Linked DNA regions of Homo sapiens: region 2 is linked to region 1. A link is a contact called in ENCODE Hi-C or POLR2A ChIA-PET data. All regions are on one chromosome and are shown on one strand. Each heading gives the region's core, a stretch centred on a gene start or an enhancer-like site at or near the end of the contact. The rest is flanking DNA. Distances are from core to core; before and after follow the strand shown. Region 1 holds the start of CEP170 (centrosomal protein 170). Region 2 overlaps SMYD3 (SET and MYND domain containing 3).

Region 1 (6,092 bases), core at 1-2,500:
AATGGCATAGAGCTATCCAAGAGTTTCTGCTGTCGCCGGTTGAGAAAGATGCCAAGTTAAGATCAAGGAGTTGATTGAGGTAACTACGGGAATCTGAGGAAACATCGTTGCTTAACTGTAAAAACTAAATCAAACTATTTCATCCTCCTCAAGACCACAGCAACATCCATCTTGCTCCTCTGTAGCGTGGACGGGGCAGAACCCAGGTGTTAGGAAACGCACCTGGTCTGCTCCCGCCCACTAGGCCCTGGGCACCTCGGGGCTAGGGACAGAGGTTTGGAGCAACTCACCCCGGAGACTCCGTTGATACTGCCCCAGAATCTCCTCCAGGGTAGAGTTCTCCGGGGACTTCGCCATGCACGCACTCTAGGCCCAGAGCTGGGAGTTACGTGGGGAAATGTCCAGCTTTCTCCCTTCCGAGAACAACAGGCCTGTGGCCGGGGAGCGCCCGCCTGCTTCCTGCCGCGGCTGTCACAGGGGAGCCTAGAATCCCGCACAGAGCTCTTGGGGGCTCTTCCCACCCACTGGCCCTCGCTTTGCACGTCGGGAGTTGTAGTCCTCACGTTCAGAACCTGCAAGCTCGACAATCCTCAGGGCCTTCCAGTTACACTACAATTCCCAGAAACCACTGCGCTCCAGGCGCTAGCTTGGACGGTTTGGCTGCCAGAGCCTGCTGCCAAGAGACAGGCTTGCAGGCCCCGCCCTTTTCCTCCAGCCCAGCCTGGTTTAGTCCCGCCTCCATCCCACTCTTCAGCTGCCTGGACCACCCAAATGACAGAAAGGGCTCACTGAAGGCCTTGACGCTTCGAAATTTGCTAATATGCAGCAGTTGATCCCCAGGCTACTCAAGGACGCAGATAGTAAACTCTGAACCCTGCTTCAGTTGCGAGATTTTTTAAAACGGTCGAATAAATCTTCAAGAAATAGAAGCTCTAAATCTTCCAAACAGCCTAGATTGTAAAGGCGGCCGACACTACAACTCCTAGCATGCCCAGCAACCGGACCTTCACTTGGAGTTGGCGCTCTGCCCGCTGGGAACTGTAGTCCTTGTTGGTTGCGGTCCCACCTAACGCCGAGGTCCTCTTCATTGTTCAAGCTGGTCTTTCGGGGCACGCCTGCGCAGTGGGCAAGCTGGAAAAGCGTGTGGGTGAGACCCTCGCACAACCCCTTTTCATTGTCTGTGTGTGGCGCCTGCGCAGTAAGGGATCGTTGGAACTGGGCAGGAGGGGATAGGGTCCGGCTCCTCGCCCTTTCCCGAGGCGCCTGCGCACTAGGCAGTCGGTCTTTGCCGTTACCGCTATGTGTGGGGCGTGTGTGGAATAACGTTATTGCCCAGCGGAGCTGAGGGCCCCGGAGCTCGACCGCAGCGGCAGCGACGACAACAGCGGCGACGACGACGACGACGAGGTGGGGGGAGGACGGCGTGCGAGAGACTCACGGGACGCGACGCGCCCCGCCTCCCCCGTCCGGTCCCTCTCTCCACGGTAAGGGGTAAGTGATGCGATCGGCTGCTCGGTGTAGGCGCCGCAGCCGCAGCCACCGCCGCGGCTGCTTTCCACATCCTGCTCCTCGGGTTTGCGGCGAGGACTCGGGCGCCGCCCGCCGCGGGGCGGGGGTGCGGGGCTGGACCGCGAAGGGGGCGCTTCCCGGGTGCTCCGCGCGGCGCCGCCACCCCCACCCTCTGCCCGCCTGGGACCCGGGGCTTGACGGGACCACCCTTCCCATCCCCCACCCGCCGCCCCCCGGAGCTCCAGTCCTGCGGCCCCCCGGCTTTCCCGAGCCCCTTGCTGCCGCCTCCGCATCCCCTAAGTGCATTGAATCATTTTCAGCTTTCGACTGGCTTTGTGCAGCCCTCCCCCCTCCGCCGTAGCAGTTTGCGAGGGGTGCGGGCGGAGCATTGGAGGGAATGGCTGCGCTGCCGCTGGGGAAGGGATTTTTCCCCCATTGGAGCAGCTCCCCGGGCCAATCCCTTTTGTGTGATTGGTTTTGGGGTGTGAGGCGGTTGGCGAGGTCAGGCGAGCAACCTTTTGGACGCGTTGGGAGGGCGTGGAAGACGCGGTGTCATGCACCCTGCCTGGCGACTGCACCCCGTGGAGGCTCTGGCTCTGTAGTAAACCCGGGGGAGGAGAGAGTGGCTTCCTGTCGGCTTCATTGTCCTAGGATTCAGATGTAGGGTTTTGGTACGTTTCGCTTCCATTTTATGCAAGCGATGAAAAAATAACATTTGCAGCTGCCTAACACAGGGCGGGAAGACGTGGGATTTGTATACTAAGTCACAGAATCTCTGTTCGGTGGTGTTTCGTAGAGTTTTATTTATTTATTTATTTATTTATTTATTTATTTTGAGGAATGTAAGGAAGACAGGGACTATGCCTGCTGGAGTCCAAGCACTGCCAAGGTGATCAATATAAAATTACTAGGTGACGTTGGAGCCTGGGCTAGAGAGGGCCTGACAACGAAGCTGTTGTGTCAGGGAAATGAACAAGCAGAATTGTTTTTTCATTGGGCAGGTAATGCATTTATGTTCCTGAGGGAATGGATACATCTTTCCGTTTATTTTTTAAGCAAGTAAAACAAACAAAACAACTGGCCCAGTACATTTCTGTTACCGAAGTTGTTAACTCATTTTTATTCTCTTAATGAAAATTCAGCCATTTGGGAGGAATTTGGCGAAGCAGATGATACATTTGATTGAAAATGCATATTTTAAAATGATTTAATCCTTAAGCTTACAATGTATGCAGCCGTTTGCTGGCGTTGCTTCTTAAAACACACCAGAAGAGAGAATAAAGCAGGATGGGGAGGAGCAGGTGGAGGAATAATGGGAGAGGAGAGAGTGACATTATGACTATAGTATCTGGATCTTCACTGGTATAACCCTAACTGGGTATGCTTCAGAGACTTAGGAATTCAGCTCTGGAAACAGTACACTGATGAATAGCAACTTATGTATTTTTCTGTTATTATTTTTTAAAAAGTAAAACTAGGGCTGCCTTTAGCTCTTCCTAACTTTGTAGATAACACGGAAGAGCCCAAGTGCACTTGACAGAGGAAGACACTAAAACTCAGAAAGTTAACTGACTTGTCTGCCCAAGCCAGACAGTTAATCGAAGGCAGAGCCAAACGAAACTCAAGGTCCATTCTGCAGAGTGATCTTTCCTGTGTCCCCCTAGCCCTTTTACCTTGTGAAAATGTATGGAAAGCTTCTCTATGTGCTCCCTGAGTAGGCTGTGACTATCACTGAACTTGATTCTCACCGTGATTAATCTAGTTCTTGCCTTTGTGATGTAAAAGTAGTAATCCTCCTAAAATGGACCTTTACTTTCATAAAGTAACTTACTACATGAGGAAAGATGTCCTAACATGTGCTTTTCATAAAAACGAAGTGTTGCAGTGTTTTCCCTACTACCTAATGGTAGCTACTTAACGGTAGGTTTTAATATTATTTCTTGAAAATCAATAGTATTTTATAATAGTATGATGATCAACTCTATAGGCTGTGTTAAAAATAAAATTTCCGCATAACAAGAACCTATGATGTTTATTTTGCCACAGTTAATGAGTTGTAATCATTAATGAGTTATTAGTGATTACTTTTAACTTAAACTAGAATTTACATTTTAAGATATATTAACTTTATGTTTTTTATTGGGTTGATTTTGCCATAAAGTGCTTTTTTCTTCCCTTATAATTTTAATCGTTTAATTTTACGTTGCATTTTAATAGACTTCTTTAAAGGATTTATTATTTATCTTAAATTTCAACTTTAAAAATCTGTAACTAAATTTCAGTATGTGGGATTATATTCAATCATGCTTTAAATGTATTTTACTGGTAAATTTCATTGTGTTCTGAGATTATTTTGTATGGAAATAATCTGCCTGTTCCCTATTTTAACATTAGAATAGTGAAATTTATACTGTAAACCTTAGCATACATTCTGCATATTAATGCTGTTATGGTACTTTTTAAAATTCTGTGCTTCGTGATTTATTTGATTTGTTCCAAGTATCAGTTTCTTGTTCCTTTTTATCTACTGAAAAAAAGAACTAGTTTTATTATTGTATCTGATTGCAATTAGATAATGCTCATCTAGTACTAAATATTGTATATGCTTAAGCTTTTTTGTCAAAATGTTTTTTATTCCACAAAATTGTATTCCTGAAAAATATTTTTTCTATACTAATTAATAGGTAAAGACTTTTCTTTCTTATCTGTCCCAAACACTGGGATGTTAAGCAGTGTACTCTTCAACTAAGTATCTGACAGACAACCTGATATTTAATTGCTAACTAAAGTATCTGTACAGTTGCAAATTATTCTGGAAGTATAACAAAAGAGCAGTTACGTGCCATTTGAAGAATGCTTGGTGAGTAGATAGTATTGACTGGAGCATTCAGTGTTGATCTGTTTCATTAAGAAATGGGATACTTTTGATGGGAAGAAATATCTTTATTTCATTAATAACCAAAATTTCTAATCAGATACCCTAGGTTTTTATTTACTTACTCAAAAATTTCATAAAGGAGTGTTCAGCAGTGAGTTAGCCATTGTGAGAGATAAAAAACATCTGTCTGGTAGTGTGGTTGATTAAACTGGATATATTGTCCAGTTTAGCAGAAATGTTTTAGCCAAAGCCAGTGACATAGCCAATGTGTGTTGCTGTTAAAGCCCACTTTTATATCAAATAAAGGTGGAAAAACAAAACAGCAAAAGCAAAGTTAAAGAAAACCTCATAAAATCTACTTACATACAAACAGGAATTGCAGAAAGTATAGAAGTGGAAAAGAATCCCAAGCATGCATTGTTGAGGTCTGAAAAACAAATGACACATAGCAGAGAACAAGTCATTTTTTAAGTATATCCATAAGTAATAAATGATATAGAAAATATTACCCTTTGAAACACAATATTTATTGAATCGTTGAATAATACCTACCAAATTTTGAACATTTCCTAGGTGCCAGGAAGTTTATGTGTGTGTGGTGTGTGTGTATTTAATTTCTGCAACAAACTTCTAAATTAAGGTATTATTTTTACACATTGAAAAAATTTGAAGCATAGAGTTAGTGAATAACTTTGCCTCTGCGTTACACATTCCTAAGTGATAGGGCCTATAATTGAACCTTTGTCTTTTTGGCTAAAGCCAAAATTCTTTCTACTCATCTTTTTTAGTAAGTTAAAGGGTACCACTTATTTCCTTACTCTGGTTCATAAAATTTTAGAATTCAAGGGAACTTTAGAAGTCAGCTCATACAATGTATCACCCACTACTAATATCTCTGAGATGTTATTGGGTCCAACTTCTCCACAAACCCTTCCCTGGGCATAGGAAAGCCTGTTTAGCTTCCAAAAAGTGTAATAGGAAGATCTCACTTAAATTGAGCTAGTAGCTGCTTTTACTATATAACTTCTTCCCACTGGTTGCAATTCAGTCTTTAGGAGTAAGATGAAGTAAGGTTTTTCTCAATATATTAGCTAGATTTTCTCTTGTCTAAATGTTAGGACACCTCCAACTTCATATGGTTTCCTTTGCCATCCCTCACATCTCTCAGCTGGATTCAATCAGTTTTGTCAGTGCTATTCTTTGTGTTCTGATCTTGTTTCCATATTTAATTCTGCAGTTATGGTCTGAATGCAAAGTGCAGTGAAATTGTCCCTTTCCTTATTTCAAGCCATACACTTGTGTTTAAAGTCTAAAATTGTATCAACTCTTTAACAACAGTCATCTCTGCTAATTCAAAGCAAAAAGCAGAGAGAGAGAGAGAAATGTTACATGGCTTTTCAAGTTATATTTATGTAATTCAAGGTACTATTTTTTGAGATTTTGTTCTCCTTTTCTAATGTTCATAAATGGCCTTTATTAAATGATAGTGTTAGTAACACCTATTAAGTAATGATAGGTTAAGTTTCTTTTGATGTTGGTCATGGGGTTTTGTTTTATTTTAGTGTTCCTGATTAACCAATAAAAAGTTGGCAGCCTTATGTTGATTCTTAATTTGTTTTCTGAAAAATTGGTCTGGAAACCACTGATGTAGTCAACATAAACCAACATTTTTACACTTAGCTAGATTTCTCCCATTGTGTATAAA
Region 2 (6,336 bases), core at 3,168-5,667, 2.7 Mb before region 1:
AAAAATGCAAAGTATATCTGAAAAAGTTAAGTAATTCCTCTAGATGTGTAACGATTCTATAAATTCAGGATTAAAGTAATTTATAAGGCTAATTTATGCCATTTATTTATTTATTTATTTATTTAGAGACAGAGTCTGGTTTCTGTCACCCAGGCTGGAGTGCAGTGGCATGGTCTCAGCTCACTGCAACCTCCACCTCCCAGGCTCAAGTGATCCTCCCACCTCAGCCTCCTCAGTAGCTGGGACTATAGGCACACACTACCACACCTGACTAATTTTTGTGTCTTTTTTTCGTAGAGATGGGGGTTTTCCCATGTTACCCAGGCTGGCCTCGGCCTTCTAAGTGCTGGGATTACAGGTGTGAGCCACTGTGCCCAGCCCTATGCCCATTCTTTAGTGCTGGTAATAGAAATGAACCAATCTATCAGTTGGTTTTCATGTCGGGGTCATTTTCAGGCAGAAAAATAGATTGTTGTCCCTTGACCTAAATTGTCTGCTTTCATAACAGAAAGCCAATGATAACAAAGCCATGTGAATCAGTCTTTTCCTGTGGAGTCAACCTTACAACAAGGAGGATTCAAACATCTTCAGTGAAGTAGCAAATGATTACATATCACAGATCTTTGCATCAAGCAAGGTCAAGTATGCACGTGTTAACTCAGTGAATTCTAAGTATCTGATTAAATTTTGTAAGTCAATGCCAATTTCCCTTTGGACTCAGAGTTTACCTGCATAATTTTGTTTTATTAATATTTTAAAATAAAAAGATATGTGGCCGAGCACATGTGGCTCACACCTGTAATCCCAGCACTTTGGGAGGCTGAGGCTGGTGGATCATTTGAGTCACGAGTTTGAGAGCAGCTTGGGCAACATGATGAAACCTTGTCTCTACAGAAAATGGAAAAAGTTAGCCGGGCATGGTGGCACACACCTGCAGTCTCAGCTACTCAGGAGGCTGAGGTAGGAAAATCACTTGAGCCTGGGAGGTCCAGGCCACAGTGAGCTGTGACGGCACTACCATACTACAGCCTGGGCAACAGAGCAAGACCCTGTCTCAAAAATGAAAAAAGAAAAGTGATGTTGTCCAGTGAACTAAAAAAACAGAGATTTTACTCATTTTGTTCTGTGAATGTTATGCTTTATTTAGAGAAATGAGCCATCAAACAGGGAAGACAGCACTGGTATAAGATGAGCTGGCAGAGACCTTCAGGTGGTCACAAGAGAACACAGTGAGCAATGGGAAAATAAGGCAATTCTCTTAGCACTGGAAGGCGTTTAACAGACCATCTAGTTGGTCAGCTCCCCCTAGCTTACCTTTCACCCTTTGTTTTATAAATAGGGAAACTGAGATGAAATCACCCAAGACTTTTGGGACTGTCTACCAAAAATCACACAACCAAGTCAGAGCCAGAACCCAGGTTTTCTAACTATGATAGTTGTGTTACTGTTGTGCCATCCTGTCTTCTGAGATGTTGGCCCATCTTCATCAGAAAACTTTGATCTGGAGCTGTCGGGAGCCGTAGAATAACAGAGCAAGCATGGATGTCTTGGCTTGCCTAACACTGCTCCTCACTTAGTGTAAAGAGCTCTTGGCCGGGCATGGTGGCTCATGCCTGTAATCCCAGCCCTTTGGGAGGCTGAGGCAGGTCAATCACTTAAGGCCAGGAGTTTGAGACCAACCTGGCCAGAGTTTGTTTGTTTGTTTTTTGTTTGTTTGTTTGTTTGTTTTTTGAGAAACTCCATCTCTCCTTAAAAAAACAAAAACAAAACCCAAAAAATTAGCTGGACATGGTGGCACACGCCTATAATCCCAACTACTTGGGAGGCTGAGACGTGAAAATCGCTTGAACCTGGGAGGCGGAGGTTGAAGTGAGCTGAGATCATGCCACCAAACTCCAGCCTGGGAGACGGAATGAAACTCTGTTTCAAAAAAACCAAACAACAACAAAAAAGAGTTCTTAATGCTCCTGAAAGTTATTATCTAGCCTCTGCTTAAATACTGGTTCATGAGATAGCCCACTCCCCCAGGGTGGTGATCCCAGATATACTACCCTTTGATTTCTGTCCCAGTTCTTCTATTTGGGGTCTGGAGCACCTATGATGTGTCAGTCACTGTACTATATGAAAGAGATACAAAGTAGGATAAAATGTAGCTTCTTCTTTCTAGGAATAACCCTAGTAGTAAAAGAAACAGACAAGTAAATCAGCAATGATGGTTCAGTGGGGTAAGTGGTATTGTTAGGGGTATGTACTTTGCTACGGAGGAGGAGAACCTAAATCAGACTGGAGAATGAGGAAAAGCTTCCTGAAGGAGGCAACCCTTGAGCTAAGTTTTGGAGTAGGAGATAGATGAAGCAAGAGAAAGGGCAGTCACACGAATGAAAGAGCCTGTGGAAAGTACATTCATCAGCACAGCACTTTAGAAAATGGTGTATGGTGTTCTGTAGGGCTGGAAAAAGGGAGATTTGTGGCCGGTGATGAGAGGAAGGGTGAGGAAAGGATGCAGAGGCCAGATTGTGAAGGGCCTTCATGGATAAGCAGTCTGCATCGTGTATGATTGTATTGTCAGAATGTTATTTTATAGCTCATTCCTCTTAAGATGCTTTCAGATTTAACTTGTCCTGCTTTGGAACATGAGGATCAGAAAAACCTGGATTCAATATCTGGCACCACTTAAGCCTCTTTGAGCCTTAGAAGCCTCGTTTGTGAAATGAGGGTGATAGTAGCTTCTCCCAACTTTCGTGGTAAAAAAAGAATCTAGACAGGCACCTCATAAAGTGCTGGGCTCATTGCAGATAGAAAACCCGCTTGTTTCTCCCCCCCGCTTTTTTTTTCTCAAAGTCTCTGAATAATTACATTCAGCGTCCCTACCTTGTCTGCTAGGAGTTCTAACATTAGATTAACATTTTCTTGCAAGAATTCTGTCATTTTTTAAACCTAACCACACAATTCTACATTTTGGAGTGAAGGTAAGCCCAAAGTAAAGGTTTCCCTTATTACTTTTTATGGCTTGATAGAGAAAATAATGAGGAAGGTAAGTTATGACTTTTCCACATATCCTGTTTTACCAGGCCAAGAGTTAGATGATGAGGATACTCAGAAGGCAAAGAAAGTAGACAAAAGGTCAGGGAAGCTATTTAATTTGGTTGACGTATATGGAGGAAACAGTACTGATATGACAGATACGTTTTGTTTGAAAAAGCATTTTGTGCCTACTCAAGTATAGACACAATATATCCTGAGCAGCGAGTGGGCATGAATCCAAGCGGGTGTAAGAAATACAGCAACGCTAGGGAAGATTCAGAAAAGAAAGAGTTGAGTTATTTTAGTGAAATGATAGCTCAAGTTAGAGAAGTGCATGCTGAGAGAAACGTTGACGTTAAAGAGTAAGGACTGGCCACATTTTAATTTCCTCTAAGGATCTTTTCTAAGAGAGGAGAAAGAAATGTTACAGTGGAAGTGAGTGTAGTAGGTGATGGGAAAGGGAAAGGGGGAAGATTGAATATTGAAAACAGGAATGAAGGAAAGGGTGACATGTCAGCTTTATTTTTACTTCTATTGTGTGTCAAAGCGATGGTCTTTCTTTTTTTAGCTAGTCAGGTCTAAACTGTAATAAAATGAAGTCAGAGTGAGATGAACCGAATAATACTCAATTTCATGGAAAATCTTATCTGTAGTTGGCAGTCGTCTCTTTACTTTTGGATTTAATTCCTTTTCATCATTTTCTGTATCAGTTCTTTTGAGAGTAGTTGGCTGGTGCTGCAGATGAATACATGCCTATTGGTGGTTTGGTATAATTTGTCTTACATTGCATCTTCACTGGCAGTGTTAGCCTGATGATTCGTTTCTAGTTTAGCAAAATGAGAATTAGTTTAATAAGATGTTGAGATGGTGATCAGTTTTCCAGGGGTTTGGTTCTGCTCAAGAGCTGGCATCCAATATGCCAAAAAGGCAATAAGCAGGGTGGATCAACTGCCTTAAGATGGGTATGCAATGTTCAAACCAAAGGATGGCATAGTGAGAGACAAATCATTGCTCCAACAGAATGGAAGAAGTTGCTGGAAGATGACTTCGCTGGCAGGCAAGGAAGGAAATCAAGAAGTCAGTTTTTACCACCATCACTAAACCCTTCCCAGAGTACCGAAGCAGGCTCATACCCAGGGGAGTAGGGGAGTAGTACAGGAGGAGGAGGAGAAGTAGAAGGAGGGAGACAAAGACAGGGAGAGGGAATTAGCTGAGGCTGGGGAGACAGAGAGTCACAAGAGAAGAAAGGAATTCTTGTGAACTACAGTGGTTTGTAGGACTCAAAAGTAAGCAGGTGGAATTAACCTCATAAAAAATAATGCTCTGCCTGCCTCGCTAGGGGTAGGCACCCAACACGTCACACGTCCTGTTTTGCTCCCTCACTTGTGTCAGCTCAGATTATTTCCTGCCTGTCCACTGCTAGCCTTTTGTGGCTGAATATCAGATCTTGACTGAGCATCTGAGCATGTGCTGGCCTCTATGGATGAGGAAGCCACAATGAATCAGACATAACTTTTCTTCTCAAATTCGTTTATCTTAAAAAGCATTTATTGTAGAGAGTATACTATGTGCCATATACATTAGTAGGTGCTAGTATAGAAAATACCAAGAGGCTGAATACTGTGGCTCACGCCTATAATCCCAACACTTTGGGAGGCCCAGGCAGGAGGATTGCTTGATCCCAGGAGTTTGAGACCAGCCTGGGCAACAAAATGAGACCCCATCTCTGAAAAATGAAAAAATAGAAAATAATGTTATCTATTTGTATAACCTAGTAATGAACATAGGGTCATTTGTAATTTTTTGCATTTACAAACAGTGTTCCTATGGAAATTCTCTTCATAAGCGCCTCCTAGAAGACACATCAAGAGGTCTGTCAGCTATAAACTATAGCAACATGCATCAACATAAATGAATCTTAGGATATAATGTTGAGCCAAAAAAAAAAAAAACCCAAAACAAATTGCAAAATCATCAATGCAGTATGATTCCATCTGTAAGTAGCCAAAAGTATGCAAAGCTAAACATACAATATGTTGCTTAGTGCCTCCTTATCCATGGGGGATACATTCCAGTACCCCAGAGGGTGCCTGACACCATGGATAGTACTGAACCTCATGTATACTGTTTTTTCTTATGTATACATACTTACAATAAAGTTTAATTTATAACTTAGGCACAGTAGATTAACAACAATAATACTAAAATAGAACAATTATAACAATATACTGTACTATCTATACTCAGGTATCAGGTAAATCTATTTGGATGTAGGAAAGTTTCTTGAAGGAGGTGACATTTAAGCCGGATCCTAAAGGATGAATAAAATTATGAGCGATCGCAGTAGTGAAAAAGATATTTTTAAAAGAGGAAACTATGAATAAAGATATAAAAGCTATGACCTGGCAATCATATGCCAAAAAAAAAGAAAAGACATAAAACCACATGGGCGGCCAGGCGCGGTGGCTCATGCCGGTAATCCCAGCACTCTGGGACGCCAAGGCAGGAGATCGAGACCATCCTGGCTAATGCGGTGAAACCCCGTCTCTACTAAAAAATACAAAAAAAAATTAGCCAGGTATGGCGGCGGGCACCTGTAGTCCCAGCTACTCAGGAGGCTGAGGCAGGAGAATGGCGTGAACCCGGGAGGCGGAACTTGCAGTGAGCTGAGATCGCGCCACTGCAGTCCAGCCTGGGCGACAGAGCGAGACTCAAACAAAAACAAAAACAAAACACCACATGGGCCCACAACCTGACTTGGGAATGACAGAGAAGCCAGGATAACTGAAATACGTGTTGGGTGCAGGGAAACACAGGATGGGAGTAGATTATAGGGGGCGTTTGATGTCACACGAGAGAATTTTGTCTTTATTCTGCAACTACTGGGTAGATCTCCTGTTTCTCTTTTGTAAAATCAAATCTGTTTTTAAAAAAGATTTATCTGATGACAATTTAAAGAATGGTTTGGAAAAAGACAGGGACCAGAGAGATTGACTTGGAAAGTTGCAAGTAAGAGATAATGAATACAGGAGACAAATACCTGCAGTGGAAACGGGAAGAAAGGGCTGAATGTGAGAGTGGCACAGAGATATGATTTGATTAGCACATGAATTTGGAATAAACTACCACTGTTTTAAAATTTAATTTGCGACAGTCTTGCTGTGTCACCAAGGCTGGACAGTGGCTGCAGTGGTGCTATATTGGCTCACTGCAACCCCTGCTTCCTGGGGGCTCAAGCGAGCCTTCCACCTCAGCTTCCTGAGTAGCTGTGACTGCTGGTGCCTGCCAGCATGCTCGGCTAATGTTTTAGCA

The links. A loop is a pair of places that touch in the nucleus more often than their neighbours do. ChIA-PET counts read pairs that join two places held with the same protein, here RNA polymerase II (POLR2A). Pooled maps may share reads with other maps.
Region 2: a map of naive thymus-derived CD4-positive, alpha-beta T cell shows a loop between it and region 1 (7-fold over the local background). The contact joins the enhancer-like site here to the promoter of CEP170 in region 1. A Hi-C loop is called at or near these places in 1 of 168 maps with a recorded cell type or tissue (naive thymus-derived CD4-positive, alpha-beta T cell) and 8 of 50 pooled maps. POLR2A ChIA-PET finds 5 or more read pairs at or near these places in 1 of 52 experiments (GM12878).

What each region holds. Positions count from the first base shown.
Region 1 is chr1:243,250,439-243,256,530 of GRCh38, reverse strand. It overlaps CEP170 (centrosomal protein 170), which reads left to right and starts at 1,250. Exons shown (of 20, transcript NM_014812.3): 1 at 1,250-1,491. It overlaps SDCCAG8 (SHH signaling and ciliogenesis regulator SDCCAG8), which reads right to left and starts at 490. Exons shown (of 18, transcript NM_006642.5): 1 at 291-490. The coding sequence starts at 357.
Region 2 is chr1:245,954,517-245,960,852 of GRCh38, reverse strand. All of the region lies in intron 5 of SMYD3 (SET and MYND domain containing 3), which reads left to right. Among named protein-coding and RNA genes, the nearest start is that of SMYD3-AS1, 150 kb to the left of the region's middle. Within about 2 kb of position 4,417, at least 3 of the 41 ENCODE cell types and tissues checked have a DNase peak (open chromatin) inside an H3K27ac peak, as active enhancers do.